Linked DNA regions of Mus musculus: regions 2 and 3 are each linked to region 1. The links are chromatin loops, found by intact Hi-C in ENCODE. Cell type or tissue: gastrocnemius. All regions are shown on one strand.

Region 1 (8,000 bases):
ACTCAGTACACACAGCAGTCATTCCCCAAGTACTCACCCCACACTTTGAGGGGTCTAAAGTGGGAAGAACAGACAGATATCTCAACATCCCTAACTTCAGAGAGCCAGGCTCTGGAATGGGACAGGAGGGGTTTGGGCAATATGGCTCTTGGGCACATAAGCACACACATGAAGATATACTGAGAGGCCAAACCTACTCCACCTTGGAACCAGCCTCCATCTTAAAGAGAAAAAAAAAAAGCCTGAGAACTTGACCTGCAGCAGAACCCAAGCTGCACCCACATACCAGGAAGGACCCCAGGGCTTGTCCTTGCCCATACCCCAGAGTTACTCCCTAGCTACTTCCTAGCAACAGTTAATCAAAGATTAGTCTGGTTATTTTGGGTGTACTTTCAGCTTGTTTGTGATTATCTACAGTCTTGCTTCAGGGCACCCACCTGTCGGCTTAATAGCCTTTCTATTAGATGTTTGCCAGACTGGACACCCCCTCCCTCCCTCCCTCCCTCCCTCCCTCCCTCCCTCCCTCCCTCCCTCCCCTGCTCCTATTTTCCTATAAAAACTTGTCCTGCTGAGGGCTCAAGGATTCTGTTGTGACAAGGCTGGGAGGGAGGAGAGTCCAAGTCTAAGCTTGTAATAAAGAGACCCTGATGGCCTTTTGGGGTTCATGACCACTTCCTGGCACAACAATACAATTCTTGTATAGGGTAGATCATGATACAAGTGTCTGAATCTCAGCACTCCCGAGACTGAGACAACAGCACTGCCGGAGGCTTAGACCACCCAGGCCTTCACAGACTGACTCACGTCTCCCTCCCACCTCTCTGCTTCTCTCTCTCTGGTTTTGTGAGAAAAGGTCTCTCTACATAGCTCTGACTGTCCTGGCGTTCACTCTGTTGACCAAGCTGGTATTGAACTCACAGAGATCTACCTGCTTCTGACTCCAGAGTGCTGGGGTCAAAGACCTGCACAACCATACATAGTTTAAAATTAAATCTTTTATTTTAAATCACATTTTAAACCTTTTTTGGGGTTAGAAGAGGGTGTGGGAACTGAAGCTCCTGCATCCTACTGTAAAGGTAATTATAACACATCTGCTGTGGAGGCGCACGCCTTTAATCCCAACACTCTGGAGCCAGAGGCAGGTGGATCTGTGAGTTCAAGTCCAGGTTGGAATACAGACTAAGTCCCAGGCCATCCAGGGCTATTCAGTGAGACTTTGTCTCAAAAGAAAAAAATTAAAACAGACATGGCAGAATGTTTATAAGATTAAAAGTTAGAAATACTCAAATGTCTACTATTTGATGAGATGAATAAGTGCCATATACTTCAGATGAATTTTGCAGATAATGGATGGAACTTGAGAACATCATCCTGAGTGAGGTGACCCAGAGTCAGAAAGACATGCACCGTATGTACTCACTGATAAGTGGACATTAGCCATAAAGTGCAGGATAACTAAGCTATGATCCACAGACCAGAAGAAACTGGGTAATAAGGAGGTCCAAGGGAGGGTTTGAGAATCCCACTCAGAAGGGGAAACTAAATAATCATCAGAGATGTATGGAGAGAGGAAAATGGGTAGGAGAGGGGGTGAGGATCGGAACAGGGATGGCGATCAAGTAGGGAGGGCGAGAGAGGGCTGGGAGAATGGAAACCAGCGGTGGGAGGGGGGGCATCTCTGGTGACTAGCTAGAGCCTTGGGAAGGAAGAGGCTACAGGGAGCCTATGGGGTGACTTTAGCTGAGACTCCTACTAGAGGAGAATTATAGAGACTGATGGGGCCACCTCCTGTACCCAGGCAAGACTTCCAGAGGCAGGGGGACGGGACATCAATCCACTCCAAAAATCTTCAACACAAAATTTGTCTTGTTTATAGAAAGTGCAGGGATAAATATGGAGCAGAGACTGAGGGAACAGTCATCCAATGACTGCCCCAACTTGAGACCCATCCCATGTGAGAGAAACTAATTAACTCTACTAATGATACTCTTGTGCTTGCAGACAGCAGCCTAGCATAACTGTCTCCTGAGAGACTTCACCCAGCAGTGGATGGAGGCAGATGCAGAGAGCCACACTCATCAGGTGGAGCTTGGGGAGTCTTGTGGAAGAGTATGGGATAGAAGTGAGCAAGCCAGAGGGGTCAAGGATACCACAAGAAGACCCAGAGTCAACTGACCTGGGAGCATGGAGGTTCACAGAGCCTGGGTCACCAACCAGGGAGCATGGAAGAGCTGGACCTAAGCACACTCCCCACCCCACGCCTACACGTTTGTAGCAAGTGTGAGCTTGGTGTTTATGTGGGTCCCCCTAAGAAGTGGAGCGGGGGTTGTCTCCATCTCTGTTCCCTGTCATTGGATCACCCCCTACTTCGACTGCCTGATTGTGCTTCCTAGACCTGCTGGGACTAGGTGCCCCAGGGAGGGGTGGTACCCAGAGGGACTCTCCTGCCCAGAGGACAAGGTAAGGGGGAGATGGAGGGAGGGATTTGTAAGGGTAGGACTGGGAAGCGAGGAAGGAGGGTGGCTGAGATTAGGATGTAAAGTGAATTTTTAAAAGTAAACATTAAAAACAGTTGGAAATACTCATATGGCTACCCTTAATAGTCGAGATGTATAAATGCTTCAGATCCTGAAATATCAAACAGCACAAAGACTCAGTTAAGCCGCTATCCCACTTAACACGGGGAAGTCCTACACAGCTGTCCAAATAAACAAAGTAAAAGACAAAGAAAAGCATGATAGCTCACAAATGAACCTCTAAAATGAGCAAAGGCTAAAGAAGAATGCACGCAAGATACACATTCAAAACTTCACACTCACAACCCACACACAGACCCACAACAGAGACACTCGGCTATCGGAAACCTACCTACGAGAAGACAGGACTACCTACTAGGGGCTCAAAAAGTAACTTAAGCACAACTTCACTTTTACCACACAGAATCCACAGGTATCTGCGCCTGCACTGTGCTGCACGTGGTCACAACATCACACAGTCGCACGCCCCTACAGAGACAGAACACTCACCCAGTCAGCAGCTCTCCACATCCACACACAATGCCGCACGTGTCCCCAGCTCGCTCCCTCCCACTCACCAAGGGGTGGTGGCCGCCACGGTGTTAGCAGAAACTGATGCTCATCACCAGTCCAGCCCCTTAGCGCCGCGATCACTGTTCACAAATTAGCCGCACAATTCCGACTCCTCTGCCGCACAAAGCCCAGCCTCGGCGTTCGCCCCGCCTCCTCCCGGGTTCCGCACCAAAGGCCTTCCTTGCAAGCTGCCAAAGCCCTGCAATCCTTCAGTGCACCTCCCCTCTTGCCAGCAAAGCTCTGAAGTCACGCCAGGCGCGTGATCTTCCCGCGAGAAGCCAGGGAGCCCTCTGGGAAATGTAGTCAGTCCGAGGGAACGCGGCAGACAAGATGGCTCCCGATGGGCGGGGCTTCTAACGGTCCCTCAGTGTGGTGGACGAGCGGAGGACACCCCAAATAGAAACGCATCCTCAGGATACATGGAACCCTATATCAGCTTCCACTACTGCATTTAAAATCATTCAAAAAAGTTAGGAATCTGTTGATTTCCCGGACTTTTGGTATTATCTGTAGAGGATAGACTGCATCAGGAAAGGGGCGGAGAACTGGTAGGGGGCGGAGTGTGATTTGCATAGTAAGCATAATCATGCGGCTGAGACTTCTAGTAATATAATTCAGTGCAATACGAAAAAAAATATATTGAAGGGGGAAAGTTATCTCAATTTCTCAGAGAGCTAAGCCTTTGCTTGGCCACCTCTAGCGGCCGAGTTTCCCCCCGCCCCAGAAGTGTGCAGGAACAGATCTCCTCCGCAGATGTGTGACTTGTTCTGGACATGCATTTGGCTTGGTACTCATTAGCAGGTCCTGTAGGTTGAAAGGGTGGATACCAGGACCACACCTTGGATTCCCACATGCTTCTAATGCTAGCCCGCAGGAGGAGCAGGAGGATCAGGGTCATCCCTGGCTACTGAGAGGTAGTTACATTAAAAACTACAGTGGAACACTTGGAGAAAGCATCTTCCTTTGAAGTGATTTCCATAACCAATAAATATACCTAGTCCAGGAGATAACAAGTCAGTCGGTCTGAAAAAGACATTAAAGTTGGGGCTAGAGAGATGACTCAGCGATTAAGAGCACTGGCTTCTCTTCCAGAGGACCTGAGTTCAATACCCAGCCACCACATAGTGGCTCACAATCATCTATAAGAGGATATGATGCCCTCTTCTGGCCTACAGATGTATATGCAGCAGAGCACTCACATTAAATCTTTTAAAACGACATTGAAGTTAAAAGACTACATCTCTGTATAAATCAAGATTTTCTCTTCAGAAAATAGGGACAACACGGCTTACCTCACTTCTCTGTTAATTGCAAAGCTGCCACAGTCCTAACGAAATAGATACTATAAAGACATGAAGATCTTATAAGGATATGAAGTTACCCAGAATAGAATGGAGCTGAGGGAGAGCTGCCGGTAGACTACCCCAATGATAACGGGTATACTAACCAGGCATGTTAGAGGGAAGTGAAGTTTGGGATTGCTGGGTGCGGAGATTTGAATGAGCTGGCTCATAGGCTCATACATTTGAATGCTTAGTCATTAGTTTATGGAACTGCCTGGGATGGGTTAGGGGATATGGCCATGTTAGAGGAGGTGTGTTATTATTGGAGGGTGGGCTTTGAGGTTTCAAAAGCCCATACCAGGCTCAGTGTGTCTCTGTCTCTCTCTCTGTCTGTCTCTCTCTCTGTCTCTGCCTCTCTGTCTCTCTCTGTTTTCTGCAGAGACATTGTAATTCCTAAACCAATGATGACATCAGCCACCTATTAATTTCCCACACTATTATATTATCCTGATACTGTTTTTTCAGTCATCCACGATTTTCCCACTGACCTGGGATACTGCCACAATAAATTACCAATGCTCCGTGAATTCATTCATGTTTCTAGATTCAATATTCTGTTCTGACCTCAAGTTTAGACAATCTTATCAACAAAGAGCTTGGGTTGGCATAATGATGTCTGGAACCCTGCACTGGGCTACGGGGTAAGTGGACCAGAAGAAACTTGAGGCCAGCTTGGGCTACATAGGGAATTTAAGGCCATGTTAGGCTATGTACATTCTACAAATTATCTATATACCAAAGATATTTTTGCCTGTTAATTGCAAACCTTTATATTGCTAATATTATCTCAATACAGTTCATAAGTTTTAGAAGACCATTCTGATTGGAATCACTGGACTCCTAAAATTAGAATACTAATAATGAGCCAGGCAGTGGTGGCACATGCCTTTAATCCCAGCACTTGGGAGGCAGAGGCAGGCAGATTTCTGAGTTTGAGGCCAGCATGGTCTACAGAGTGAGTTCCAGGACAGCCAGGGCTACAGAGAAACCCTGTCTGGAAAAAAAAAAAAAGTAAAAAAAAAGTAAGACACAACTATAATTCCTAAACGTATAAGGGGCATCAGGAGTTCAAGGCTATGCAGGGCTTTGAGGCCAGGCTTGGCTATTTGAGCTCGTCTCAAAGAAATAAATACAAAACAAAATTGTAAAAGACTGCCAGAGAGGTAGCTGAGTTGGTAAAGTGTTTGCTGTGAGGTGGGACTTTCTGGTTTCTCTGACGACTCAATTGTGCCAGGTGATGTTTTTCCGGAAGCTCCCTTATGAGAGGGCACGTGATGTTTTGCTGAAACCAGACTCTTCAGAAGGCACATAATGTTTAGAAAGAACATAAATGGAACCCCACAAACAGTGAGAGGATGCTCTTGCATTCCTATTCCGTACAAAGCTTCGCTGGTCTTCACTTTGTCGAGAGAAATGCACCAAAGAACTTCTCGTGGTATTCCGGCTGCTCCTGGCTGCTCCCTCTGATTTGGGCCAGTTGCAGTTTCTGCTGGATCTTGCCGCCACTACTGATTCATTTTTGGTGTTTGCTATTGGCCTGGACTGCTGGAATCCTGACAAGGAAGAGTGGGATTGCCCCGAGAAACTACTTCTAAATGGGTCTGTGACTCCCTTTTCCTATTAACCTTTCTCCCTTGCTTCTGGTCGGTGGATTAGAAGGGAAGTTGAAGTGTTTAAGAACCCTAAATAAAGTAGGTTTTGAAAAAAAAAAAAATCTAAGCCCGCAAGTAGGCTGCCTCTCCTGAAGTCAGGGTTTCAGAGAGCTGCTTCTTATTGGCTCTTGGAGTCCCTTTTATGGGGAAGGGTTAGGGTTGATAGAAAATAGGTGTAGAGAGCTGGAGAGATGGCTTAGCAGTTAAGAGCACCGACTGCTCTTCCAGAATTCCTGAATTCAATTCCCAGCAACTCACAACCATCTGTAATGGGATCTGATGTCCTCTTCCGGTATGTCTGAAGAGAGCAACAATGTACTCACATACAATTAAATAAATAAATAAATAAATAAATAAAGCTGTAGCTATAACTGGCTGTTAAAAATCTGGACAGAAGGGGGGGCTGGGCTCAAGGCTGTGTGTGGGGTGGGTGTGGGAATGTATCATGTAAAAGGGTACCTGGGAAGGTATCTGGTAAGACATATTGGTAAGCCATAAGGACAGTCATATATTCCAGGATCAAGAATTTAGCTCACAGTTCACGGTGGCACCTTTTTGGTTTCACACTGGGCTGTTTGATAAGGAGAGAGGCAGAAGCCTAGAGGTCAGGAGAGCAGAAAACCAAGCATGGTGGACAAGAGGTCAAACGGGCTAGATTATATAGGGAAGAGAAGCTGGGGAAGGGACAGCCCAACTCTGGTGGGAGATTTCAGGGTAGGAGGCAGGGTAGCCCAGGACAAGCACAGGTAGCCAGGCCCCACCTCTATACTAATCTAATGGCCTGGCCCAGTCCCTTGATGTGCAAGAGTATTCAGGGCCAGCCTTCTAGACTGTTCTACCACTGAGAAGGCTGTTTCCAGCCCCTTGAGATACAGACAAGATCCACTCTATAGAGGAAAAAAGGGCGGGGGCGGGGGGAAGAATCCCAGGCCGCCCTGGAAGCCCCGCCTCCTTTCCCCCCAAACCCTATATAATGCCTGCCTCCTGTTCTGTTCTTTGTTGATTCTCTCCCAAGCAAAGGCACCCAACTTCTTGAGGCTTTCCTAATACATCTCTCCCGAGGTTTGCTGTAGGGTGTGACTTTGTGGTATTCCTTGGCTCCCAACTGTAGGATAGCTTTCCCTTTAGAGCTGTAACACCTTCACCAGGCCATCAGCTGCTTTGATATGTTAACAGGCATCTCAGCCATTTGCCCCAGTTTTGGGACCTAACACTCAGGTAACGCATTAACAAACCTCCCACAGGACCCCACAACTCACCTGCATACTGCTTTCCACATTGTTACACACTGTCACAACCCTAGGACATACGGCTACAAAAATTACAATTTCACAATAGTTCATTTTCCTGATTGTTTAGTCTGAACCCAATTATCAGTCTCAATTCCAGCCTGGCTTCAGTTTGTGATACTGTAGCAATCGCTTCCTTAACACCAGAGTCTGATACAACTCTCTGCAGAGCTGCCAACTATCAGCCTGAGATGCCTTCTGGGAAATGTAGTTCAGCAGTGCGCCACGGTGGCCAAGATGGCGTCCTCTCCCGTAAAACCCAGAGGATTGCGCCTTACTGGGAATCTCGCCCTGGAGGCAAGGAAAAGCCTATTCTGTGAGTTTAAGCTGCACTCATTACACACCTTGGCACACCATTGTCCTTTGCGGTAACACAGTGTAAAAGTGGTAGTATCTGAGTTCCAACCTTTTACTACTTATCCACTGGGAAAAGTTCTCGGGAGAGTGGAGGGGAAATTAACTAGAACCCCTGAGACTTCTGGGAAATGTAGTTCACAGTTAAAAAGAGAGCGAAAGAGAGAGACTAGAATGGAAAAAGATCCTCTAGTTCAGAGCCCTGGTGGGCAGAGACCTCTGGGAGTGCTAGCTCACTGAAGGAGTGCGCAGGCGCAGGCTTCGTGGCTCGCC
Region 2 (8,000 bases), 190 kb before region 1:
ACAGTGCACAAGAGATTCTCTCTACACCCACTAATACAAATATAATATACAAGTGTACATTGTACTTTATAATTTACATAATTGTGATGGTTGTGCTCAATTTATATCTAAGAGAAAAGAGCCTTTAAATTGGACAAAAAGGGGGACATGTTGTGGGTTGCCCTGGTGCTGTTTATATTCTGATGTTAATTCTGCTTCTCTCATGAACTTTCTCCCCATTCTAACTGGTCAAATAAAGGCAGTAGAAGGGAAAGGTGGGACTGGAGGTTTTAGAGAGTGGGGGCACATGGGGACAGGGAAGGAGAAGGGAGAGAGAGGGGATGGAGGAAGAAGAGGTAGAGCCAACAAGGAACAGAACCACATGGCCAGGAAAAACTGCAAGTAGCAAAGGGTCTCATAGCTGGGAAATAAGTGAGGATAGTGATAAATCTGCCCAATCTAGGCATATAGTTATAAATATAATAACTGGGTTGTGTGGTTTTATACAGGCTTACTGGGATTGGAAATCGCTGCAACAAATTGGCACACCAACATATGGCTCAGAACTCAACTAACCTGAAATAAAAGTCTACCCCCATCCCATCCTCACCCCCACCCTCATCCCCAATAAATGGCTGTGGCTGTGATCCAGGACTGCAACAATGTGTGGACTGAAAGCTGAGTGAGGGGGGAGCTGGTGAGATGGCTCAATGGGTAAGAGAGCCAACTGCTCTTCCGAAGGTCCTGAGTTCAAATCCCAGCAACCACATGGTGTGGCTCACATCCATCCGTAATGACACCCTCTTCTGGTGCATCCATATCTGACACCCTCTTCTGGTGTATCTGAAGACAGCTACAGTGTACTTAGATATAATAATAATAATAAATAAATCTTAAAAAAAAGAATAGATTGATACTTAAAGATGAGAAACACAATAAATACCTTTTGAGTTTTCTGGGATAATATTTTGTATGGTTGAATGAGGTAGATTTAATTGACACTTATCAATTACAGTTTTTACAATATCTTGGTTTACTATATTTTCTCAAAAGACGGGACCCTAGATTTAAAAATTACATGCCTTAGAAAAGGGATTAGAGCAAATGATGGAACTAAAGGTTCAGGGATTTATAGGTCATGATAAGCCACAGAGAGAGGAAAATGAAGGTTAGAGACAGGAGCTGGAAAAGATGCTAGAACAAAAGATGCAGAAATTCATAGATTGAACTGAACAGCAAAGAGCTAGGGATAAAATTTGGACACAGAGTCTAGAGGATAATTTACTAAAGTTAGTAAGTCAAAATAAGATAGACACAACAATATCAGAATTACAACATAAAGAGAAATTTAAAAGCTAGACGCAGGGCCTGGAACAGAAGATACAGGGATGTATAGAGGAGCAGTTTGAACAGCAGAAAGAGAAATCTAAGAGTCGGCAGTGTAGTGGACTAGAGGAAACGTTAGAATTAAAGGAATTTCTAGAGGAAAATGAAGGCTGGAGACAGGAGTTGGAAAAGACGCGAGAGTAAAGGATACAGCAGCTCACAGAGGAGACTGAGCGGCAGAGAGAAAATAATGAGGACTGGAGGCAAAGCTTGGAGGTGAACCTGTTAAAATTAATCAGGATAGAGAGCAGGATATCAGAATTACAACATATTCAGTCTTGGGGCTGGAGAGATGGCTCAGTGGTTAAGAGCACTGACTGCTCTTCCCAAGGTCCTGAGTTCAAATCCCAGCAACCACATGGTGGCTCACAGCCATCTGTAATGAGATCTGACGCCCTCTTCTGAGTGTCTGAAGTATGCTTACATATAATAAATAAATAAATCTTAAAAAAAAAAAAAGAAGAAGAACCCCTCAAGACTGGAAGGATATGGCTCAACAAAACAGAGCCAAGGGTAGAGAGATTTCTACAGATCAGCTGCTTGGTGAAGGTCATTTTGCTGAGATAGACGTGCAGGCTATATATGATGGAGAAACCTTGGCACTGTGTTGCTTGTCAGCCTTTAGCTGTGTGTGCTATGATGGTATATGGAGACAGAAGACAACTTCATGGGGTTTGTTCTCTTTCCACTTTTATGTGGTTGCAGGAATTGAATTTGTGTCTCCAAGCTTATGGGGTAAGCATACCTAGCGACCTATCTCACTGTGTAAAATGTTTAAAACCAAAACTTGAAATTAAATGTTGATAGTGTTAACAGCAGCGCAACAGAGCGGGAGGAGACAAAGTTGACAATGTTTCCCAAAAAGGAAAGCAGTAAAAATTGTGGAGGAAAAATGAAAATTGGAGACTAACTGAGAAGCAGAAATGTCAAGAACCGAATCAATAGACTATCTGCGTTCAGTGTGGCGCTCTGAAAAGAAATGGCGCCATTCCTTCAGAAACCCTATCTGGAAGTAATTTCTACCAAAAATTTTATCCACAGACAACAGATAAACACGGTAGGATGCCAAACAACAGTCTCTCATGATGGTCCACCCTCATTGCCTTTGGAGTGGATGACATTGCTCAGGTGTTTCTTGATTTTTCGATAAATAGATCAAGATTGGTTCCCTGAGGGGCAGGTTTAGGGGTTCAGTTGTTCGGGTGGCCTATCTGCTTCTCCTCTGAGACTCCTGGGACAAATTAGGGACATCTACTCCTTGGAGGAAGTCTCACCCCCAAGACCCCGCCCCCCTGACCTCACATGAGCTCCCAAGATCCTCTGGGGCCAGTGGTGTAGCTTCCAGGGTTGAAGTCCAGTCAGTTGGCATGATCACGCTGGGTCTAGACCCTGTCCTCTCAGCAACCAGAAGCTTAGCGGTCCTCTATGAGTTCAGTCAGAGCTGTGAGGAAGAAGTGCTGTGGAAGAAGATCTTGTAAGGAGCCGCTCAGAGATACCAAGATACCCAGAAATGTCAAATCCTTAGTCATTAGACATTCACCACTGAAACACATGCCAGTTACCTCACAGAGCAGTCGTTCTCAAACTTGAGCAGGTATGCACTCAAATTATCTAGAGGTATTGTCAAAATATAGTTAAAAATTCTCAGCCTCACTCCCATGACTTCTGCTCCAGCAAGTCTAGAGATCTAAGAATTTATGCTAATTAGTCTCCATTATTATGCTGAAATTGTTGTACCAGGGACTAGCCTCAAGAAACAGTGCTGAGAGAATAGAAAATTTAAGAAAATCTGGGTCCGGGGAGACATGTTAGAGGGTAAAGCGCCTACTACCATATAAGAAACATAGCAATGCTTTTAAAAAGCCAAGGGGTAAGAACCGGACAAAAGAAAGAAAACTTGCAAAATGGAAAGATATTTGTGAAACTAAACTCTTTTACAAACTTATGGTGGACACTCTAATTGCTACAATATTCCTTGAACTACTTAGTCATACCTATTATTAAAAATAACTGGAGGGATGTAGTAAGGGTTGGTGAGACCAAAATACATTGTATACATATAGACTCTTCAAAAAATAAATATATTTTGTAAAAATACACATAAGTGTTGATAACAATATAACTTCAAACATATAAACCAGAAATGGACCAAAGAGAGATGGACAAATTACATTTCCATTGTGAGCAATATCCCTCCACAACTAAGCAGACAAAAAAAAAAAAAAAAAAAATCTCTAAGGGGGCTGGAGATATGGCTCAGCAGTTAAGAGCACTGACTGTTCTTCCAGAGGTTCTGAGTTCAATTCCCAGCAACCACATGGTGGCTCACAGCCATCTGTAATGGGATCTGATACCCTCTTCTGGTGTGTCTGAAGACAGCTACAGTGTACTCATATACATAAAATAAATAAATTTAAAAACCAAATCTGTAATGTCTGCTGGTGTGGTGATACAGGCCTTTAATCCCAGAAATCTGGAGGTATAGGAGGGTGGATCTCTGTGAGTTTGAGACCAACCTGGTCTACAGAGTGAGTTCCAGGACAGCCAGGGCTCCAAAAAACAAAACAAAACAAAGGCAAAACTGTAAGGTCATATGATGGTCACACAATATATATGTGTATTTGTGTATGTATATGTGTGTGTGTATATATATATATATATATATATATATATATATATCCATACATACATATATGTGTGTGTGTGTGTGTGTGTGTGGTTTTTTTGTTTGTTTGTTTGTTTGTTTTTTTTTTTGCTTTTCGAGGCAGGGTTTCTCTATGTAGCCCTGGCTGCCTGGAACTCACTCTGTAGACCAGGTTGGCCTCGAACTCAGAAATCTGCCTGCCTCTGCCTCCCAAGTGCTGGGATTAAATATATTAATATATATCACAACATATTGCGATATATGTATATACATAAGCATACACACACAACACAATTGAGGAACGATTATTTTTATGCAATGTGGCATTTATGAAAAGTGATTATGGTATCGACCATAAAACATTTTTCAGCTAGACCACTACCCAGAGATATTATCTGAAACAGAAAATGCATTTCCAAATGACTCCTGGATCACAGAAAACGAATTAAAAAAGAAAGCCATTTATATTTAAAAGACAATAAAAAATCTACATATAAATACATAAGAATGTAAAGTATTACATTAACCAAGGCTAAAAATTAATAAGCTAAACTTTGGGGTTAGAAAGCAAACTTATCAAAAACCCCACGAGACCCTCAGCCACTCATCACATTCCCTAACATCACTCACTTGTCATCACAATCACACATCACCCGGCCGACCTCCCTCCTCCAAAACTCAGAGTTCCGTTATTGATCGGAGAAATCCTTGCCACTGACAACCATCAACACAGCAGACAGCACCCGGTCACTAACTCCCAACATAGGCACACACTACTGACTCCACAGAATTCTAGTTGAAACCAACCGGAATCATCTCGGATGACTTCTTGCCCTTAAGACTCAATGGAAGCAGCACGGGGGAGGGGGAGGGGGAGGGAACCACCTTCAAGCACCAAGGTCACTTCCGGTCTTAAAAAAAAAAAGGCCCTGGGCTATTAGTACTGCGCATGCTCAGCATTACCTCCGATGCCAGAGGACTCCAATAACCCACAGCGTGCTTACATAGCTTCAAGATCCTTTGTACACAATTCCTTAGGAGGATCGATTAACATAGTCGTGCCCAGAGATGCCGCGTAGGCCGCCATCTTTCAAATTTACGCATTCCGTACAGCAGAGGAATAGCTATCCAGCCAGATTACACGGAATGAGATAAAGAACGTAGACCCAAGCACTGTGGCCCACGTCCGAGCATCATCCGATAAGAGGAGGTTCTTCTGGACACGGGGTCATGAGTTCTGTAACACTGAGAAACCTAGTTGCCACTCTGAATAACCTGCTCTCTGTGGAAGAAACCATGCGGTGCAGGGGATTCAGAGGAGAAAAAAAAAAAATTGAGAGGGCTTGTGGGAGAAACCATGTGGAAATGAGGGGACAAATCAAAGTGGTACAATCCACTTTGTAAAAAAAAAAAAAAAAACCATTCATGAAAAAGGTAGAAAAAAACCAGCAACTCCAAGAGCATCAGACCAGTATCAGAAGCAACTGGAAGAGTGTCAAAATCTTTAACAAGACAAACCACATTGGGAGATAAAGTAGAATCTGGGATAAATCCCTTGGAAGATACCGCCGTGAAGCTCCCTTCACGTCAGGGTGTCGGAAGGACAGAGAAGAATGCATGGGTGAAGCCCATCCGTTTCCGTTATTCTCCACTCTAACCACCTCAAGTAAACTAGTAGGCAGCTGTAAGAAAAAGAATAGTTTAATGCTAGGCGTGATGGCACCAACATGTGATTAAAAGCACGTAAAATTAAAATATAATTAATGGATAGCAATCTCCTTAGTGTGTAAATGAAGCCTTAATTTAATACCATGGCTCACCCTCTAAATATCTAATTAAGCTCAAAAGACTGACATTACAAGCTGAAATAGGGCCGGGCGTGCTGGTGCACGCCTTTAATCCCAACACTCGGGAGGCAGAGACAGGTGGATTTCTGAGTTCGAGGCCAGCCTGGTCTACAAAGTGAGTTCTAGGACACCCAGGGCTATAAAGAGAAACCCTGTCTCAAAAAACCAAACCAAACAAACAAACAATGCTTGCTTATACTGCTCTGCCTAGGACCGGAGTTCTGTTCCCAGCTCACAAATCTGTCTGTAACCCTAGGTGATGTAACATCCCTTTCTGACCTTTACAGGCAAATACAGGAAAAACAAGCCAGCGATGGTGGCACACTCCTTTAATCCCAGCACTAGGGAGGTAGAGGCAGGCAGAGATTTCTGAGTTCGAGGCCAGCCTGGTCCACAGAGTGAGTTCCAGGACAGCCAAGGGCTACACTCTGTCTCAAAAGACAGAGAGAGAGCGAGAAGAATTGTAAACAAACGCTTCTATTTCCTTTATTAAAATCAACTAATTTAGAGATTACTGTAACAACCACAAACGTGTGACTAGATATACAAACTCATACACATAACTCATAAAATAGAATATTGTGCAGCTAAGAAAGGAAATATTTATATAGAAATGAGTCCCATAAACACCAAAGTAAAACGGTGTACCCAGTGTATGATGAAGCTTGCCTTTGGTCCAAGCATTTGTGAGACAGAGACAGACTGATCTACGTGAGTTTAGTGCAAACCAAGTCTGCATAGTGACTTGCAAGTCCGCCTAGAGTGAGACCCAGACTCAAAATAAATAAAAATTCGAAGAGAATTTTTTTCACTACGTTATAACAGAACCCTATACCTATTCGGGAACAACCACTCGTTTACAATTCTTCCTAAATCTGATAGATTTTAATAACTAATATTCATTCTTTTTTTTTATATGCCACCTAAATGGATCATATAAATCCTATGCTGAGCCTCGCCAACAGAAAAGGGTAAAACGGAGAATCTGTCGTCATCCTGAAAATTCCTACAGTGAGTTACAAGGCCCAGAAATGTCCAGACTCAGGGTGTGGTATCTCAGAAATCATTTCAACAACTTTGTTCCAGGAGACCAGTGCCACGCAGTTCCTTTTTTAGACTACATTTCCCAGAAATACACGCGACTCTACACAACTTCCGGTGCAAACCTACTCCAAAAACATACAGTGATTCTCTGAGATTGGCCCCCTATCATGGAAGGGGCTCAATGCATTGTAAGAGTTTCTGTCCGAGTTTGTATATCTGTCTAGGAATTTCACGCACAAAATTGAAAATGCGGAACGAGCTCCTCGGCCTGCCTCAGGCCGTGCTCTGGCGGGAAATCCGAGAATGGATGCCATCTTCCCCGCCAGTTCCAATCGCGGACTACATTTCCCAGAAGCGTTCGCGAGTGCTAGGCAGCCCCTTCTTTTGCCTGCGGGACCCTCGTCGTCCGGGGACGGGAAAGTGTACGGCGAGCGGCCTATAGGCCCTTGTTAAGGCTCCAAAGCTGCGGCCCTGGGGTCTGAAGGGAAATACCAGTCAGTATCTGAGATGTCAGGTCAGTGGGAGCTGGTCTAGCAGGATGAGCAGCAGTGAGGCTTTGGCTCTGTTTAAGTGTGACCTTAAGTGACTCTAGGACGCAGTGAGTGCGTGGCTGTGATTTTTAGGATTCTTTGGTGGGTGTGTCAATGACCTGTGAACATGCGCAGAGCTGTGTGTGTACGTATGCACGTTTTCTTTATTATATGTGATTAATAACTTTGTGGCAGTGTGTGTGATTGTGTCCCAATGTGTTTGGACCTATTGTGTGTAACGGTATAGCACCTGTGTATGAGGGATATATCAGATAGCCAGTAATTATGCTTCCAAGAGTGTTAATCAGAGGGGGACTGTCTGTATGTTTGTATACTATGTGTATTGGGTACCTGTGACTGTGAGGATGTTTGAGTGTGATTATGTAACTTTATGTGATACCATGAGCATGGTTGGATGTAGCTGATCTTTGTTACTTTGTGGGTTCCTTTATTCACCGACCCTTTATACCCCCCCCCCCCCCCCACACACACACACACAACACCACCCTCCTGCTAGATAGGAGCGAAAGAAAAATAGATGGGGGAGAGAGAGAAAAAGAGAGAGAGATC
Region 3 (8,000 bases), 140 kb before region 1:
CACTTGGGAGGCAGAGGCAGGCAGATCTCTGAGTTCATGTCCAGCCTGGTCTACAAAGCAAGTTCCCGGACAGCAAGAGCTACACAGGGAAAACCTGTCTCAAATAACAAACAAAGCAACCAAAAAAAAAAGAATTGAATTCTTAACTTACATTTGCAGTCTATGAATAAACACTGTGCCATCTTGTTACAGTCACATGGTGGCTCTGCTCTTGCAGCCACCTACCGCCACAGCTCTGTTTTATGCTGTATTGAGTGTACTGCCTGTTACTACTGCTGGTCCTGATCTCCAACATATTTCCCCTGGACTATTCTAAGATCTTCCTGGGGCTGGAGAGATGGCTCAGCGATTAAAACACTGACTGCTCTTTCCAAGGTCCTGAGTTCAAATCCCAGCAACCACATGGTGGCTCACAACCACCCATAAAGAGATCAGATGCCCTCTTCTGGTGTGTCTGAAGACAGCTACAGTGTACTTATATAATAAATAAATCTTACAAAAACAAAAAAACAAAAAAAAACTTCCTAATTGGTCTTTCTGCCCCCTCCCTCACCCCACCCCTGACCCTTCTTCACTCCTTTTCCAGCTGTCACCAGAGCAGCAAAAGCTGCCATTGAGCAGATAGATTATTATCCACATGCTCAAAATACCTCCCATCTCACTCAAGGTACTGCGGTCTACGAAGCCCAACTTCCTCTGCTCTCCCCCCACCCAGCCACCCCTGGCCTTCCCCCTCCTTGGCTGTTTCAGCCACTGCCAGTGTGTTCATCAGAGCAAGCATGAAAACATCAAAACCTTGACAACTGCATGTTCCCTGTATGGAATAACCCTTTCTCCGTTGTACTTGAACCTCGCTGTGTTCCTCCTGTCATCTACCGCTCCTTTTCTGTCCTCCCTGGCCCTCCATCTAGACTCTACTTCCCATCTCTAATTCTAAATAGCCTCCTATTTTGACTTTTTTTTTTCTAAGTATTTTTCAGCATCTGATATGGTTCATATTTACTTACTTTGTTTATTATCTGGTCCTCGGCAATGTAAGCATCATGAGAGGGGGGGGGGTCACTGCTTCTTTTGTTCGCTGCTATATCCCACACACCAACAATTGACTGATATATGTCCAACATTCAATAAATATTGAGTTTATAAAAGGCTCCTCAGCGCAGGAAGAACTCTGAAAATGAGAGCTGAAAACAGAGCACCACCTTAGGAAACAAATCACAAAAGAGATCTTTACTTAAATGATTGATCTTGCTAACGAGTACTGCTGTTGTGCCATGAAACCTTCATGAACCCCAAAAAGACCACCAAGGAGCCCCATCCAATGCAGTCACATTAGGGTCTCATGGGCTCCCTGCCAACCCTGACACAGCAGAAACACGGTGCCCTGAGTTCAGTTTCAGGCAAGCATTTATAGAGGCAAGAAGAAGGTATCTAGCCTGGTGCACACCTGATTGGGGATTCATTATGGCCTTTAATATAAATTTAAGCCAAACCATAAACTTAACTCCTGCTTTCCTCCTTATGTTGGTTGTTAGGAAGGGAAGTGTCAGGGTCAGGCTTGTAACCTGGAGGTGCAGATCTGGTGCCAGAAGCAGGTTTTGTTGGGGGGTAACCTGGAAACTGGTAGGCACAGGTCTTGTTGGGGTGTAGCCTGGAAACTGATGCTAGCTATTGGCCTGTTAGCTAACTTTAAGTTCCACCTTAGGTCAGGTTCTCTAAGAGGAGACGGAGTCTGAACCCAAAAGGTTTGGTCTCTCATTGCAACCTAAATTTTATTTTATAACTATGAAGGTAAAGATTCTGTTACTTACAGTATTCATTGCTATCCAGGGTATATCTCTATTCCAATATTACTGAAATACTGATGCATTGATTATTTCAGTAATATTGTAGGATGTTAGAACTTTACATTGGGTATAATTATTTAGATTTTGGAAGATTTTAATAAGGATATGCTTGTTAACATATCAACTCCACTTCTAAAAGCCACCCGAAGAGAGGGAGGAAACAAGAGGAGGTATGAGGGAGGAAATGGGGTACATTACAGCATTGCCAAACAGTTCTGCATGAACTTGGTTTATAACTTCAAGAGGTTGAAAACAGAAATTAATCAGGATATATATATGTGTGTGTGTGTGTTGTGTGTGTGTGTTTAAATGGTATACACTTGAAATGTGTAATTGTTGATGTCAATATGTTAACAACATCAATGGTTAAATAAGAGCCGTAAGTTACAGAACTGTATATATGATGTTACTGCTCTTTTTTTTTCTTTTTTTTAGATTTGTTTATTTTATGTGAGTACACTGTAGCCATCTTCAGACACACCAGAAGAGGGCATCAGATCCTATTAGAGATGGTTATGAGCCACCATGTGGTTGCTGGGAATTGAACTCAGGACCTCTGGAAGAGCAGCCGGTGCTCTTAACCACTGAGCCATTTCTCCAGCCCGTTACTGCTCTTTTAAGAGGCCATGCTCTTTATATGAGCACATAAATGTACGCGTTCATGCTCACGAGTGTAAAGAAGTCAATTTGTCAGGAGCTGCATGACTGACTAGGAGAAATAAATAATTTTTAGTCTTTGGGCTTTTCTGTATCTTGCTATTTGGGAAATGGAGTTGGGCTGCAAGGCAAATGAATTTCGCCTGTCATGTACACAAGACAGTTTGTCAATACAGGAAAATAGTCAAGTCCTGGAGATACTGATGCTTCATATAAAAATATTTTCAATTATTATAAACGGCTAAAGGTAGCACTCGTTCAAACGCGGTCTTCACACATCTCCACACAATCCTACCCGCCTAACTTCCACCCACAGAGTTTTTCATTAATGCATTCATTCATTATCTCAGCCATCACATGTGCACCCACGTTCGTAAAGGCACATAAAGGATAACGAGCAAATTATAGTCACATCACGGCTGCTGCAAACCGCAGGCATCCCGTCCTCTACCCACACCCGCGACCGCTCTACAGGGCCCTGGCTTCCACCCAGCACAAAGAGTCCTGGCCTCCAGCTCACGGCTTCCGGGACTCAACGCTGAGCCGGGCCACGGGTCTCGATCCCCCAACCCGACGCCGCCCAAGGCTCACAGCCTCCGGGCTACGGCCTGGTGCTGCTAGGCTGGGAAAGAAGACCCACAAACCTGGGTCCGCTAGGCGCAGGGTAGCACTTCCCAGAGGGCCGCGCGGCTCGCCGGGCGGGTCTGGCCTTCGGCGTGCGAGTCAGGAGAGTGGCCAAGGCTCGGGTAAGGGCGCGGCGCTGCGGCAGGGGGACCGGCTTGAGCCTGGGCGGGTTTTGTAGCAGCGGCTACCCCGCGGCCTGGCATTCACAGCCTGGGGGTGCAACTTGCAACTGAGAAGAATCCGAAAGGATCCCTTGCGTTCTTGCTTTGAACTACATTTCCCAGAGCCCTTCGCGGCCCGAGACCTGTGCTCACCCAAATGAAAAACTGGCCCTCGGCTATGAGACTTTCAGGGTTAGGGAGTCTGAGCCAGGAAGAGAGCACGGCTGAGTTTGTTTAGTTCCCTTGGATCAGGGCTCTCTCCCGAGATTGTCTACCTCTTTATGATGGGGATGGTCCTCCGGAGTCACAAACTCTTGGTAGCAGGCAGAAGGAGGAGTTACGTGAATACGTGTGTGTGAGAACTAGACTATGGGGTCAGGGTGTGGAGTTTATAGAGTTAAGAGACCTTGAAGTTCAGTGACATTTAAAACTGTGTGAATTTGCAACCACTTTTGTAATCATGGCTGGGTGTTCTCTTGCAGCGTTTCATTGCTATCTTCCAATTTTGTCAGAAACATGCTTTTGTCTATACTTCGTAGACTCCTTGTTCTGACCGACAGTGTTACTGGACTGTTAACGTAGGATTGTAAACACCATTGCTGAGCAATGTCTACATACTAACTAGATCCTAAGGAAACGGAGCCATTTACTAGTCAACTAGACCCTTGTACCAGTTAGCCGTTCTCTCTCCATCAAAACAAAACAATCACCACTGGGGAGGGGGACGTTATTAGATATACGTTTTTACAAATACTTTCCACCCTTGCTGTAGGAGTAATTTGTCCTTTTATTGTCCTGATAATACTCTTTAGTGAACAAGGGTTTTTTGTTGTTGTTGTTGTTTGTTTGTTTGTTTTAAAGGTTTATTTATTTCTACTTGACGTGTTTTGAGTATTTTGTCTGCAGTTCATGCATGCAATACACAGAGAGACCAGAAGGGGGCATCCGATTCCCCGAAACTGGAGTGGCCTGTGCTTGTGAACCACTCCCTGAGAGTTCTGGGAATGAAACATGGGTCCTCTTCAAGAGCAACAAGTACTCTTGATGCCTAATCTGTCTCTCAGCCCCTGCTTTAGATAGATAGTATAGTGTACATAGTTCCTTTATCATAGTATTTAAGCAACATTATTTTATTTCACACAGAATATAGAACTCTAAGCAATAGTTTGTTTCTCTTTTCCTTTCATAATATTGTTGCTGTCAAATAAACTTCTTGAATTTGCCATCGCTTGACATGTAGCCCAAACTGGCCTCAAGCTCAGATAAATCGCCCAGCTTCTGTTTGACAGGCCCACCCCCATCCTAACTTTTATTTTCTGTCTATCCCAGCACCACAGATAGCTTCTCCCATACAGTGTTGGTTCCTAATCAGACACCACAGAGAATTCCATACACAAACACATATCCATGATTCTAACCCTTCAACGTTTGTCCGACTCAATCTGACACTCTCCACAAATCTACCACAGCACATTTAAACATCACAAATATCATATATACTGTGAACACAATCAAGCACACATGACTCCAGAAATGTTTGCCTAACCCAGCAAATCATGTTTTCCACTGTTACACTCCAAGAATTGTGTACATACATACACACTCAGAGAGTTAGGTATTATTCTCAAAATCTTGAAATTTTTCCTGAAGAAAAATACTATGTGTTTGAATGAAGTACAGAGTCAGATGAAGACAATACGGAGGGCATGGCTGAGTGGCAGAGTGCTTGCCTGGCATGCTTGACAACCTGGGTTCCATCCCACAAAAAGATCTGTGAAGGGACTAGAGAAAAGGCTTAGCAAGGAGCTGGAGGGATGGCTCAGTGGTTAAGAGGAGCACCCTCTGCTCTTCCAGAGGTCCTGAGTTCAATTCCCAGCAACCACATGGTGTCTCACAACCATCTGTAATGGAATCCGATGCTCTCTTCTGGTGTGTCTGAAAACAGTGACAGTGTACTCATATACATAAAATAAATAAATCTTGGAAAGAAAGGAAGGAAGAAAGAAAAAGAAAGAGAAAAGAAAAGGCTCAGCAATTAAGAGCACTCTGGGAACTGATGCCCCAAAGATATAGGCAAAAATACTCATACACATAAAAAGTAAAAATAATTAAAATATTTTCAGTTTACTTTATGTGCATGGGTGTTCTGCTTGCATTTGTGTCTGTATACACGTGGTTTGGCGGTGAGAAGAGACATTAGGACTGAGGCTTGTCCGTCCCACTGAACTCCAAGGTGCTATAGTCCCTTCTATCCAGACTACATTTCCCAATGTCCTCTGGGAGCCCAGGCAACAGAGGAGCTTCCCCCCCCCCCCCCCCCCCCGTCCCCCTCCTACTCAGAGGCTAGATTCTCCAACTTGTGGCAGCTGGAGTGGAGAACATTCCAGAGCCTTCAGGGAAGAAGCGAGACAGGGAAGTGGCTGGGGAGTGTCCACCTGGAATCTGGTCGCCAGGCCTTCTGTGCGTCCCTGGAAGTAGGAAATGGTTGTTACAGTTCTGCGAGCCTGTCACCCAATGTGCGACTGAATCTATGCCTGGTACCTTCCCTTTCCCCCTTGTGCATCATCGGGGAGCCTCCTTGTGACTAGAATGTAAGTCCGTTGTTAGTGATGGCAGCCTGTGGCACCAGAGCGTCTGAGACGTGTAGGAGAGAGTGAACATCTGACATCATGTACATCCATGTGTGTGACAGTGGCTGGCAATGTCGTCTTTGAGACTTTGAGTATGTGAGTTTCCTGAAACTGTCACCCAGTGTCTTTTCTGTAAGCTCTGTAAAGTTGCTGCCCAAGGAATAAATTGAAAATGACTTGAGCATGGATTATATCGTATGCAAACCAATTCCTATGTCTCTACCAACTCTGTTTACTGAAGGGAAGGTTGCAACAGGAGGAAGGAACATCAGATGGTAGGTAATGTGGATGCTGAGAGGAATGCCAAGTTTGCCGTGTTCTTTTCCCATCTCAGCTAGCCCAGATCGCCATTTCTTAGGAGGAGCTGAGAGGAAGAGTGGCTGTCGGACTTCTTAAAGCCGTGCACCAGGTGAGCTGGTATATTCTCTCTCCTTTAATTCCCTTCCCACCTTTCAAAGTGAGCTGACATTAACTTCCCTGCTGCTGAAATGATTTGGCCTATCCAGCATGGGAGTCCCATCCCTGGCTGTCTCGCTTGATTTTATATTAATTTCTTTCGCTCTGTGTGAAAGTCATTCTGTCAGCTCACTACCTTAAATTGTAAATTTTTGTCTTTTTTTTTTTAAAAAAGATTTATATATTTATTTTATGTAAGTACATTGTAGCTGTTTTCAGACACTCCAGAAGAGGGCATCCGATCTCATTAAAGATGATTGTGAGCCACCATGTGGTTGCTGGGATTTGAACTCAGGACCTCCGGAAGAGCAGTCAGTGCTCTTAACCACTGAGCCATCTCTCCAGCCCAATTTTTGTCTTTTTTCAAAAGATTTTTTTTCATTTATTTATTTACTATATGTAAGTACACTGTAGCTGTCTTCAGACACCCCAGAAGAGGGCATCAGATCTCATTACAGAGGGTTGTGAATCACCATGTGGTTGCTGGGATTTGAACTCAGGACCTTTGGAAGAGCAGTAGGTGCTCTTACTCACTAAGCCATCTCATCAGCCCCTCAAAAGATTTTTTTTTAAGCATATGTGTGCTTATCTGTGTGAGTGTGTGCCACCTGTGTGCTGCTGCCCACACAGGCCAGAAGAGGGAGTCAGGTCCTCTGTTGCTGGAGTTACAGGCACTTGTGAGCCACCTGACCTGAATGCTGGAAACTGAATTTGGATTCTCTGCAAGAGCATAGCAACCCTCTTAAGTATGATCCACCTCCCCAGCCCTATATGCATTTGTGATGGGTGGTCTTACACATACTATGCCCTCATCTTGGCATGCTATTCCCCCTTATTTAAGATAAAGGTCAGCTTAATTCTAGATACTTTGCAAAAATCATCATGCATGAACAAATTTTAAGAACATGGGGAACCACAGATTTAGTTCGGGGGGGGGGGGCTTCCTCTTTTACCTACATTGGCTGCTTTAGTAATCTCATCTTGTCTCATGACTTAAAATACGCTTTGTGCATCTAAATCCTTTTTACCTCCATTGGAATCAGGGTCTTCCTGTGTAGCACTTGTTTCTGCCTCATGACTGATGGCACTAAAGGTGTACACCACTCCACCCAGCTAGCTCTCATCCCTGAACTTGACTTTCATATCTAACTGCCGACTGAGTTGTTCCTGTGGTTGCAGAGTAGTTATCTCAAATGCAAACGTCTTCCAGCTGAATGAAATTCGGGAATGGGAGGTGATGTGATCTGTGCTCACTTGAGTAGGGTCTCTCTCTCTCTCTCTCTCTCTCTCTCTCTCTCTCTCTCTCTCTCTCGCAATTGAGAATAAACTGAATGGGTTGAGGCTGAAACGGGGCAGCAAACCAGGGAACTAAGGAGCTCTTACAGACATGCTTATCTCCATTGCACGTGCTACAGTTCCATGAGGAGCTGGGTCCATTCTACCTGCAAACAGAGCTAGAACGGGACTACGTTCCACTGACCACACAGCTTCCTTCCCATTTTGAACTGTCATCTCCCATGTGCAGTGTGGCTATAGTCTCTTAACTTGGCTCTCTGCTTCTATTCTCCCGGCTTTCAATCTGTTTCATCCCCGCTCTGACAGCTTTAGGCTTCTTAAACTTGAAA

The links. A loop is a pair of places that touch in the nucleus more often than their neighbours do. Peaks named below come from ENCODE experiments on the same cell type or tissue, not always from the same donor. Only the 100,000 strongest peaks of a DNase experiment are listed, where the experiment ranks them.
Region 2: a loop joins it to region 1, with 4 times the contacts of the local background. A loop is called at or near these places in 3 of 42 quality-filtered maps.
Region 3: it touches region 1 in a loop (6-fold over the local background); 2 of 42 quality-filtered maps call a loop at or near these places.

Annotation. Positions count from the first base shown.
Region 1 is chr7:30,087,194-30,095,193 of GRCm38, forward strand. Zfp566 (zinc finger protein 566) reads right to left here and starts at 3,317. Exons shown (of 4, transcript NM_152814.2): 1 at 3,095-3,317. Zfp260 (zinc finger protein 260) reads left to right here and starts at 7,883. Exons shown (of 3, transcript NM_011981.4): 1 at 7,883-8,000. In gastrocnemius, CTCF peaks have their summits at 4,253 (motif pointing left) and 7,936; DNase peaks (open chromatin) are centred at 2,382, 3,330, 7,295, 7,600 and 1 more place; H3K4me3 peaks cover 3,023 bases; H3K27ac peaks cover 3,461 bases.
Region 2 is chr7:29,901,238-29,909,237 of GRCm38, forward strand. Zfp27 (zinc finger protein 27) reads right to left here and starts at 4,867. Exons shown (of 5, transcript NM_001037707.1): 1 at 4,817-4,867; 2 at 2,663-2,822. It overlaps Zfp383 (zinc finger protein 383), which reads left to right and starts at 7,280. Exons shown (of 5, transcript NM_001243908.1): 1 at 7,280-7,414. The coding sequence starts at 7,408. Mir7668 (microRNA 7668) reads left to right here and starts at 5,272; the gene lies at 5,272-5,330. In gastrocnemius, no CTCF peak of the experiment used is centred here; DNase peaks (open chromatin) are centred at 4,995, 5,190, 5,601 and 7,259; H3K4me3 peaks cover 3,155 bases; H3K27ac peaks cover 3,757 bases.
Region 3 is chr7:29,950,707-29,958,706 of GRCm38, forward strand. Zfp74 (zinc finger protein 74) reads right to left here and starts at 3,359. Exons shown (of 6, transcript NM_178384.4): 1 at 3,149-3,359; 2 at 1,008-1,184. C230062I16Rik (a long non-coding RNA gene) reads left to right here and starts at 1,347. Exons shown (of 4, transcript XR_003946630.1): 1 at 1,347-3,250; 2 at 6,254-6,328. In gastrocnemius, CTCF peaks have their summits at 3,341 and 4,221 (motif pointing right); DNase peaks (open chromatin) are centred at 3,048, 3,271 and 4,225; H3K4me3 peaks cover 2,468 bases; H3K27ac peaks cover 2,009 bases.